2 separate regions of the Mus musculus genome follow, and region 1 is linked to region 2. A link is a contact called in ENCODE Hi-C or POLR2A ChIA-PET data. All regions are on one chromosome and are shown on one strand. Each heading gives the region's core, a stretch centred on a gene start or an enhancer-like site at or near the end of the contact. The rest is flanking DNA. Distances are from core to core; before and after follow the strand shown. Region 1 holds the start of Fam83e (family with sequence similarity 83, member E). Region 2 holds the start of Akt1s1 (AKT1 substrate 1 (proline-rich)).

Evidence for each region. A loop is a pair of places that touch in the nucleus more often than their neighbours do. ChIA-PET counts read pairs that join two places held with the same protein, here RNA polymerase II (POLR2A).
Region 1: a map of T-helper 17 cell shows a loop between it and region 2 (3-fold over the local background). The contact joins the promoter of Fam83e here to the promoter of Akt1s1 in region 2. A Hi-C loop is called at or near these places in 2 of 37 maps with a recorded cell type or tissue (T-helper 17 cell and heart). POLR2A ChIA-PET finds 5 or more read pairs at or near these places in 2 of 5 experiments (Patski and embryonic stem cell).

Annotation. Positions count from the first base shown.
Region 1 is chr7:45,718,970-45,724,188 of GRCm38, reverse strand. Fam83e (family with sequence similarity 83, member E) reads right to left here and starts at 2,969. Exons shown (of 5, transcript NM_001033170.4): 1 at 1,535-2,969; 2 at 581-748; 3 at 211-335. The coding sequence starts at 2,008. It overlaps Rpl18 (ribosomal protein L18), which reads right to left. Exons shown (of 6, transcript NM_009077.2): 2 at 4,850-4,936; 3 at 4,553-4,660; 4 at 4,171-4,269; 5 at 3,702-3,895; 6 at 3,354-3,475. The coding sequence ends at 3,400.
Region 2 is chr7:44,846,686-44,852,051 of GRCm38, reverse strand. Akt1s1 (AKT1 substrate 1 (proline-rich)) reads right to left here and starts at 2,828. Exons shown (of 5, transcript NM_026270.4): 1 at 2,704-2,828. Tbc1d17 (TBC1 domain family, member 17) reads left to right here and starts at 2,973. Exons shown (of 17, transcript NM_001042655.1): 1 at 2,973-3,203; 2 at 3,518-3,616; 3 at 3,711-3,782; 4 at 5,168-5,291. The coding sequence starts at 3,183. It overlaps Mir707 (microRNA 707), which reads right to left and starts at 2,353; the gene lies at 2,281-2,353.

The sequences.
Region 1 (5,219 bases), core at 1,720-4,219, 870 kb before region 2:
TGGGATTCACAAGGCCACTCACCTGGCCAACAGCAGAGACAGCCCTAAGTGTTCTCTGTGGCAGAACACACCTCCTCTCCTGGATGAGTGTGTGGAACCATTGTAGAGATGAGTGCGGAGCCCAGAGACCCAGGATGCTCCCCCATCGCAACCCCTCCCCCATCATGTCGAGAGGGAGGGCTGAGCACAGGGTGTCATGAGGGGACACACCTGTAGGATCCCGAGATGACCCTGTCACCGTCCAGGAGCACGAACTTCTCCCGCACATGGCCGCTCACCTGCCGTCGCCTGCGGCTCTGGAAGGTGTGGCCCTGCACGGTCCGGATATCCAGGTTCTGGGAAAGGGCATATTCTGTGATGCCATCGATACTGTCCCAGCATCCCCAGGGCCACTGATACCAAATCTTAGATCTGAGGATAACTAGTTCTGGATCAAGGATCCAGGACACCCCCCTCCCCAACTCCCACCCTCCAGTGGCATGTGTTTCAGATCTCAGGGAACCCCAGTGACCTAGAGACCCGTGGAAATGTCCCCCTCTGTGGATTAGGGACATTTAGATGGCTCTGGCCTGGCTCCTACCTCAGTGGTCCACAGGTTCACCCCTAACTGCTGGGCTAGTGCCAGGAAGGCAGGCAGATGCTGGTGGTCAAGCAGTAAGTAGACAGGAATCCATCGGCGGGTAGCAGCATCCACCATGTCTCTGAGCAGGTCAGGGTCGGTGAAGACATCCATGACTACAGCCACCAGCTAGGGGAGAAAGGGGTAGACAAAGGATGGGGGACTGTGGCACTGGGGGTAGGATGCTGTAGAGACACAGGCTTCAAGTCCTGGCTTCTATGGGATGCTCAGGGTGGCAGGGAGACACCCACCCTGACTCTTCCCTGCAGGGAACCAGGCTGCCCTTCTAGGAGACCCGTTTCCAGCTGCTGAAAACTCATCTTTAACCCCACAGATTGTTGCCCACAGATTGTCCTTGAGAACGCCAAAGGTCCACAGCTCCAGGTTAGGGCTGGGTCCTGGTGACCAGGAAGCCTAGGCCACTAAGGTGTGCCTTGTAGGCAGACAGTTATGGTGGCATGACTCATCACCCAGGTCACTGCGAACAGTGAGCTTCAGCTGCATCTAGCCTGTTTCACCATGACCTCCACTCTTGGAAAGCTGCACATATTAACCCGTGCAGACCACCTGGCACTGGAGCCACGGAAATCCCAAGATTGCTACCTAAGGAATAGGGCATCGGAGGGGCAGGAGCGGGGCGGCTACAGGGCAGGGTAACTACCCCCAGGGCTTTCCTGGAGGAAGCTAGGTGTCTCTGATTTGGTGTGAAAGGGGCTGACTGACAAATGGTCACCACTTAGCTCCAGAAGTGTGGATACCAAATCTCAGGGAGTAAGAGGCCTCCAGGTCTGAAGGGCAAAAGATAAAGCCTGGGCTCCAGGACCAGAGGAGCACGTGTACAGCCTTGCAAATTCCAGGAGGGTATGGGGAAAAGCCTAGGTACCGGTCAAGGGGAGGGGAGGCGGGGACACCCACCTTTCGAGCAGCCTGGATTTCCTGGTGTACCAACTCTTTAATGGGTGGTTGGCCCTCGCCTGGTGGCTGGGTGTAGAGTTGCGCCCGGGTGATGCCCTTCCAGGCAGTGTCTTCAGGCCAGCCAAGCCGCAGCAGGGGTGCCGGCTCCTCAGATTGCCTCGGCCAGTAGGTCAGGCTGCCCACGTCCCCATCGGTGATGGCTGTTCCCGTGCCTGCTGCACCAGGCTCCTGGCTAGGTACTAGCCAGTCTTCAGCAGCCGTAGCCAGGGCCTGAGCCTCATCTGCACTCAGAAAGGGGGGCAACCTCTCCTGCTGCACACAGGCCCAGAAAGTCTCCTCGCCACTGCTCAGCAGGGCTTCGAGTGCCAGCCGCTGGCCCTCAGAGTACAAGACGGCAGGGCTGGCCTTCGTTAGGGCTGGCTCGCCAGCCCCCAACTCCTCTCCTTCCAGCGCGGCCAGCTGGGAGGCTGCCATTCAAACCACACAAGGCCTCCAGAGGCCAGGTCCTGGAGGGTCTAGATGGCTTTTGGAGATAGACCATCTGGGGTCCTGTGATATTATGCGGCCACCCAAAGCCCCCAGGGTAGGTCTGTAAACATCCACACAGCTCCCTGAAGGTGCCCGACTCAGTCCCTACAGACTCTCCATACCCTTACACCATGGATCTGATCACATGTGCCTGCTGACTACCTGCCAGTCAGCCATCTCCCATTTTGCCTCTGCCAAACCGCAGGACCACCTGTGACTTGGAGCTACGGCAGCTTTAGGTGGTTCTTGGCTGTTCCAGGCCTGTCAGGATGACCTGGCTGCCCTGACAGGTCTGGCCATCAGCCTAAGCATTTTCTGCTAAATGGCTGCTTGCCTGTCCTTGGTCACCCTACTGCTTGTGACCAATGGCTCGACTGCCTGCCACTTTGGCTTATCTATGGTATCTGACCCACTCTTTCCTCCCTTTCATTGCATGGAGATTAATCTCAGTAGGACAGCAGGAGAGGCAGTTTCTGAGTCTGAGTAAACTTTCTTGCCCACCACCCCAGCTCCCACAGGCTAATCTCTCTCCCAGTTCTGCCTGTCATAGGGTCAGAAAGAACCTATCCCCTGCCCCCTCCCCCAACTCCTCCCCAGACACTTGCCAGTCTCCTTCAGTGAGGATCTTCAAGGTATTGAAGTCTGAAGTCTACCTTGGCTGTGAGCCTCAAAACCAGTCCGAGATGTTAGCAGCCATGAGTACTGTCCTCCGATCGATTGAGAACCTAGCCTGGGTTTCTTGCCAACCTTAGTCTCCAAGCTGTACTCTACTTCCTGGACAGGAACTATGGACCTGTGAAGCTGAATTAGGTTCCAGCCAACTGGCACCACGCGATCCAGAAGGCCAGGCCCCCCACCTACAGACCCCAGGCTTCGGCCCGGTCTGAGGGCCAGCTCAGGAGCTTCCGACTTCCTCCTGAGCAGCTCTCCACCCAACGGGGAGCAATTGTCAGGACACAGCCCCTTGTGCAAACAGAGGGGGAGGGACTACTAGGCATCTTGCTCAGAGACTGGCCCAGGCAGGGCCTCACCTGTTCCCACGCCTTGCCCCACATCCCCCAACACCAAGGTCTTGGGAAAAGCTAATCCTAGGAGGAAACAGGTGAACACAACACCCAGCAGGCGGGGCTCGGGCACAGGCAGGGGCTGCCCAGGTGCAGGGCAGGTCCCAGAGCAGGCCCCACCCCCTTCCCCAAAAATGGGTCTGTGCTGACTTCCAATCAAATGCTGTCACCACTAGTGGCCCTCATCCCACCCTGCCCCTTTCCAACTTCATGAATGAACACAGAGGACCATCATCATCCAATGTTTTTTTTATTAACAGTTAAGATCCAGGGTTAGTTTTTGTAGCCTCTGCTGGCCCTTCGGCCTCTGGCGCGCTCAAACTTCCGGCCCTTGGAACGGACATAGGGTCTGTGGGGAAAGGAGGGAGGTTAGAGAAGTCCAGCTCATTGGCACTAGGACCTGTTCCTGTCATACTGGAAACCTTCTGAGAGCCTTCGCAATAACCACTCACCCCTCAGAAGTGGCAGAGGCCCTGGCTAGCCCAGATTTGTGACCACCCCCCACCCAAGTGAACTTGACATCCTAGTGGCCACTATGGGTAACAACTACCTGAAGCCAAAGCTCTGATACTCACTTGGTATGGCTGTGTGGGGTTCCTGGGGCCTTGCCAAAATGTCGGTACACCTCTCGGCCCTTCCGAGGACCAGACAGGAGCACAGTGCCCCGGCCCTTGGGAGACTCCAGGGCCAGCTGGTCAAAGGTGAGGATCTTACCCCCAGCCTTGAGGATGCGACTCCGGGCCCGGCTGCTCACCCGCAGTGCACACACCTGAGAAGGCACACACCAGAGGCTGTGGGGACTGTCACGGCCCACCCCCGGTAGCAGACCCTGATAAACAACTGCCACTAAAGTCTCCCCAGTGGATGGCAAGCATCCTCAATGCTTTCAGGGCAAACAGACTCCAAAGCATCATTCTGCAGTGGTGAGGGGACACAACGAAGAGCAGCTTTGATTACAGCTCCCATGGCAGGGTGCCACTGGCACATAGCAAAGCCCCCTAATTGACTGGAGACATGTCCCTTTGGCCCATGCTGGTCACTTACCTTCAGCTTGGGAACTTCCAGAATCCGCACATCATCTGTGACCGTCCCCACAACCACGGCAGTCTTGTTCTCGCGGCCAGGAAGCTTCATCTTTCGGATCTGATGGGGGCAAGCATGTTAAGTCTTTCTGTGCCAAGCTGTCACCGGGAAGACCAAACAGCCAAGACCTCCACTGGCTGAGGCCGACCTCCCCCCAGTGACAGGGCCCCAAGAGCTTGCCAGCTATGACTGATTGTTGAAATCTTTCTTTCCAACCCCAGAAGTGACCCAGGTCAGAGAAATCCCCAGGTAGAAAAAGACCAAAGCACAGAGGCCCGCATCCTCTGCTGGCCTTACCCCACCGCCCCCAAACATGTGAAGCGCCCTCTGGCTGACTACTAACCATGCGGGACAGGGACAGAGGTGGCCGGTTGGTTCGGCTCATGAACAACCTCTTCAGCACAACCTGATTGAAGGTGGAGTTGGTCCGTCTGGCCAGAAACCTGTACAGCTGCAAGGGAAAGGAAAAGATTGAGCATGGGACTGCCTGCGCCACCCCCAAGCCAGGACCCTTCCACAGCTCTCCCATCCCGCTCAACTCCTGGTGATGTGGGGGGTTGGGGCACTGTGTCCAGGCTCCCCCCTCTCCCCACCCCACTCACTTTGGGAGCTGTAAGATGGCGTAGCACCCCGGGCTTACCTTGACAAGCAGCCGCAGGTAGATGTCCTGGCTCTTGGGCTCCTTGCGCCGAACCTTTCGGTCCTTGTTGTGGCGAATGTCAACACCCTGAGGGAGGTGAACCACCATAGAGCCAATTGTCAGAACCACTGCCCTATATCTTTGATGATATCTATACCTGTTCGTACCTGTAACTTTTAGGCTACTTAGTCGACAATTCAAACCTCAAAGGATTCAAACTAGAGGAAGAAGACATGTCCCACCCCTGACAAGTTCACTTAACACACACAAGTGATGTTTTTGTCTCGGCTTGGGACCATTCCTCCCAGAGTCCAGAAACTCATTGAAACACTGTCTCGGTGTAAAAACTGAGCTGCACAAGACAAGCGGC
Region 2 (5,366 bases), core at 1,579-4,078:
GACTTCCCTCCACTACCGGAGTCCCTGCAACTGGAGATGGGAAGCACTGTATGCCCAGCCTAACGTAAGTCTTTGAAGACTTACACCAATTTCATGTGCACCTTTCCCATGGTGTGCAGCATGTTAATACACGTGTAACCAGGTATGGTGGCACACACCTGAAAGCATGGTACTCAGAGACTGAAGTAAGACTTTTACGGCTTTGAAGTTAGCCTGGGATACAGAGATCTGGTCTCAAAGAACAAAACAAAAACCACAGGTGACTTGCATGGCTTCTGCAGCACAGCAGCCTGGCCAGTGCTATGCCTTCCTCTTTCACGTGGTCCAGTAGGTCCTCTCCCCCTGCAGTGGAACTCTGCCTTCTAGAGTGACCAGGACCAGGTGGACCCCACACCCACATAACTGGTTCTCAGGTCACTGCCAACTTTCCAATCACTAGGTGAGGGAGATGCCGCCTTCTCTGGGATCATTCTTTCAGGAGAGAGATGAGCTCTGGACTGAAGGTGGGCACAGGAAGATGCAAGCTGCTCTGTGCCCAGAATCACAGCTTCAGCTTCTACATCTCCTCAGCCCCTGCCGTGCAGGGCTCTGTGGTGCTTGGAGAGCTTGTGACAGCTACTCTGCTGCCTGTCTCCCCATCAGACAGAACTGACGCACAAGGATCTGGAGTCCCACCATGATTTAGTGTGACCTTGGACCACTCACTGGCTCCCAGGCAGCTGAGAACTGAGAGGTGGTGAGCACCCCATCACTGGAGCAACTTAAGCCCGCCAGGACCACAGTGAAGAGAAATATGGATGCAGTTTGCAAGCTCCTGTCACTCACACTTTAAAAAGCCAGTCTGCACAGACTCCACACTGTTCTGCTGCCCCTGACTCACCAAAGTGGGAACGACTCATATGTTGGACCAGAAGATGATCACCGTTCCTAAGCAACCCCTCACTTCCTCCATGAATCAGCAATGGACACCCCACTTTACAGCCTGAAGCTCTGAATCCAGGCTCTTGACTGTTATACTGGCAGAGCTGACCACTGAGAAGAGCAGTCTGTGTCTAGAGCCTTCTCTGCCAATACTGCGCTCCACCCTGCCTACCTCATTAGACTGCATCCCCCCATCCCATCTTTCCATGGAGAGGGAGAAAGCTGCAGTGCTTTGACACTACTGTCTGCTGGGCCTCAAAGTCCTACCTACAGCTTTAAAAGGCGCCCAGCAACTCCTACACACACCTTCCACCTCTCCTAGCTAATAAAGGAGGCTGGAAGTTTAGGATTATGGCTAAGGGCAAGAAAGTGACTGATCCAAGATGACACAGCTTCGGTCCTCACTTTCGTGAGGGCAAAGAGTGGCAAGTCTCAGCCTCTTTGCACGAGATCTCGGGGGCAGCCACAGCAGCAGTGTCACCGAGTGAATGACTTGTGAAGGCGGCTGGAATGAGGGCAACTTACTCCAACCTCCTAGGCCTATGGCCTCCTATGAGGCAAGACTCTGGGGCAAACCAGGAAGGGGGAGCTGTCCAGCGGGAAGGTGCAGGCCTCCCAGGACAGTTGTGAAGAGAGATAGAAAAGAAAACGGCCGCAGCACGGGACACGGTGCGGGACGTCCAAGAAGGATCCTACCACCGAAGTGAGGCCGCCGACCAGGGCTACACCACGCCCGCAGCCCAGAGAGGCCCCTGCTCTAGGAACACAACAGGAAATCCCGCCCCCGGTGGGGATCGGGACCGGAAGTCCCGCCCGGGGCGCCCCCTCACCCACCCGCGACCCCCAGCACACACAGCCGTATGGACATGGTTCACCGCCAGCGTGAGGGTTCCAGCCCGTCGGCACCCCCGCAGTGAAGCTCGTCTACACTTCGTCGCGAGTCAGACACATGGGGTTGAGCGTGAGCTCTTTCAGCAGTCGGCCAGGAGTCGCAGGACGATCACTGCCCCCCTGACCTATGCAGTCCATACCCTTCCCACGGGGGCTCGCCCTCCCACTGCCCCTCAACCTCAGGAAGGCCAGACCCTCCCCAAACCCCAGCTCACAACGCCGCCTCCACTCACGTGCCCGTAGCCAGCATGGCCGGCCAGGCGCCGTCGCCGCCCTCAAAAGGCATGGCGGCTTCTTGCGTCATTTCCGTGTGGCTGCCCCTCCTCCATTGTGTACACTCCCCCTCCCTTATCCTGCATGCCTCAAATCAAAATAGCAACTAGAAGCTCCGTCGGCAAGCCGTGGGCAAGAGCGACAGCAAGGGTGCCCACGGATGGAAAATACGGCAAAAGACTTTTGCTACTGTTTCGAATTGCCCGCAACAACTATGACCGCATGCCCATGCTCACACAAGCGTAGGCAAGCGGCATGACTGCATGCCCATGCTCACACGCAAGCGGCATGACGTCCCTCGTTCGTATTCAACGTCTGCTCCCGTCCCGACGTGGCAGTTAGTATGGCTTCATATGCCTATAAAGCATATGGACACTTCCTTCCGTCCACACTAGACCCCCTCCTCTAGGCCCTCGCTCGTTCCCTTTAACACAAAGCTGGCAAAGATTCAATATGGCAGCGTTTCTTGCTTCGGTTTGCCCAGTTTCAAGATGGTGGTGCAGTCCTCTTTCCACGGTGACTCAGAAATTTGGGGCAGCTTCGTTTCCAGGAGCACTGACGGCTTCACCCTTTATCCCGAGCCCCTCAGCGCCTCTGGTGCCATACCGCTTCTCTCACCTTTTCCTCTCTCCGTTTCGCTTTTCCAGCACCCCGCCGTCGTGCCCCGCAAAGAGATGGTAGTGCCCCGCATTAACATGGCTTCCACCAAGCCGCTCTGGTTTGTCCTCGAGAAAAACGGCACAGTATTGGCTTCGATGCCAGTATAAAATATGGAGAGGGCCAAGGAGGCGTTCCCGAGCGATCACGAGTTGGGCTGCGAGCATGGGTCCTCCTACTTGTTTACTTCGTGGCGAGAGTGGCGCAGTGCGCCTGCGCCGTCCCGCTGACCCTTGCCAACTTTGCGTTCTACACCTCGTGACCTATGTCTTCGAGTTTCTACTACCCTGTTCAAACAGATGGTCTCACCCACTGCAGCCTTAACAACCTCGGGGACGCTACCACTATCTAGCCTGGAAGGGAGCGTTATTTTTCCGGATATGACACCAAGTTGACCCGGAAAAGGAGGAGATAGGGGCAGTGGAACCTCCGCGGCGGCAATGGAAGGATCCAGCTACAGGGTAAGACTTTGGAAATCATTCCCTCGCTCATCTACAGGAGACGCCCCCCACTGATGGTCCGCTTCCACCTTCTGCTGTGCAGGGATTAGGCCGAGTCAACTTAGCAAGCACCAGCTTCTAGTTACGATGCTGTTGTCACTCTCCGCAGTCCTTAGGGAGAGCCTCCCTTAGCCCCGCCCCCTGGAAAACGCACGCCCATCTGGGGTGCGAGGCGGGACTGTAGACTCGCCACGCCCCATCTCCGCTTGTCAGTCAGGGGCTCTAGACCCCGCCCCTGGGGAAAACGCCTCCCTTAGACCCTTGGCTTTCACTAGGTGGTGTTTGAAAAGGGAGGCGTGTACCTGCACACCAGCGCCCGGAAACACCAGGATCCAGACTCGCTCATCGCCGGCGTCATACGAGTGGTGGAAAAGGTGGGCCGGGATGGAGGTGACATGTGTGGGAACTTCGAATTGAGGGATGAGGGGCATTCGGGTGACTCTACTAAGTCCTCCCCATGTCCCTCAGGACAGCGACGTCTTTCTGCACTGGGCTCCGGTGGAGGAGGCTGGAGACCCAACCCAGATTCTCTTCAAGAAGGTAGGCGACTCGCTCCTCTTCCCCACTCTAGTGGAAGGCAGGGAGTACTCGGGAACCTGTGAGCCTGTTTGCTTTCTGAAATGACCTAATGCCATATCCTTTTGGCTCCTTAGGGGACCCTGCTGGGTTCAGACTTCTCAAGGGGTGTGGCCTAGTTTTGGTCTGAGGCAGCTTTCTTTCCTCTCTGTTTGCTTTACGTTTATTTATTACATTTATTTATTGTGTGTGTGCATTCACATGCCACGGTGTGGGTGTGTGGAGGTCAGAGGATAACCTGTGGTAGCAGGTTCTCTCCTTCCACCGAGTGGGCTCCAGGGTTGAACCCAGGTTGCCGGTTTTGGCAGCAAGTCCAGAACCCTCTCACTAAGCGCAAAGATTTAGATTGTGTGGGGTGTGGAGGGGGTGTGAATGTGTGAGCATGTGTGTGCACTACCTGTGAGTGCATGCAGAAGACAGCACTGCAGACACATGCTGGAGCTTTGGATGGTATGTGGGGACTGGGATCTGAACTCTGGTCTCTGGGACTGTACAGTAAGCCTTGCTAACTACTACACTATCTTTCTGGCCATAGATGACTTATTTGCTTATTTGTGTGTGTTCTACTCGGAGGGGTCATTCATTTCTCCTTGTGGGTTCTCTGGACTGAACTTAGGCCATCTGTCTTACCCATTGAGCCTATGTCTGGCCCTGCTCAACAGTATCCCCTGTCTGTCCATCATCAGTGCCCCCTGTAGACTCACAGCTAGTTACAATGACAATGGCTACCACTTGAAGCTCTTTATTCAGTTACAGTGAAAAGTCAGAAGGACACAGAGGAATCTTGACAAGAACACAGAAAGGGCTGAGAGCAGGGGTGTGAGTCTGTTCTTTTCTTTTTTCTTTCTTTTTTTTAATAAAGGGTTATTTTTTCTTTCTTTTTTTTAATAAAGGGTTATTTTTTTTAAAGATTTATTTATTATATTTATATGAGTACACTGTCACTGTCTTCAGACACACCAGAATAGGGCTTTAGATGCCCATTACAGATGGTTGTGAGCCACCATGTGGTTGCTAGAAACTGAACTCAGGACCTCTGGAAGAGCAGTCAGTGCTCTTAACCGCTGGGCCATCTCTCCAGCCCTGAGCCTGTCCTTTCTCATTGAAGTCAGGACTGACTGTTGGTCTTGTGACTGCAGGTGGTCTCTGTGCACTTACCTGTGTAGCAGCTGTCTCCTGACTCCATAAGCGTAGGGTTGTAGCCTGGCTTTCTGCCAGCCACCATGAAGCTGTCTCCCTCCCGCCTCATTCCCTCCTTGTCCTGCAGCTCGCTTTCCCACTGGGCTCTCAGGCTGCAGGCTGGAAACCCTGAGACCGCAGGTCCTCATTCTGTTATTTCTTCTTCCCAGGACCCGAGTCGGGGTGAGCCCAGCACCTCAGAGGAGGAACCTACCTTTGACCCAGGCTATGAACCTGACTGGGCTGTCATTAGCACGGTGCGGCCACAGCCCCACCTGGCAGAGCCCAGGAAAGGTAGGTGGAACTGTTCCATGGTGGTCTAGGGGACCACATTTTTGCCCTTCATGATCATGGTTCCAATGGCTTCCT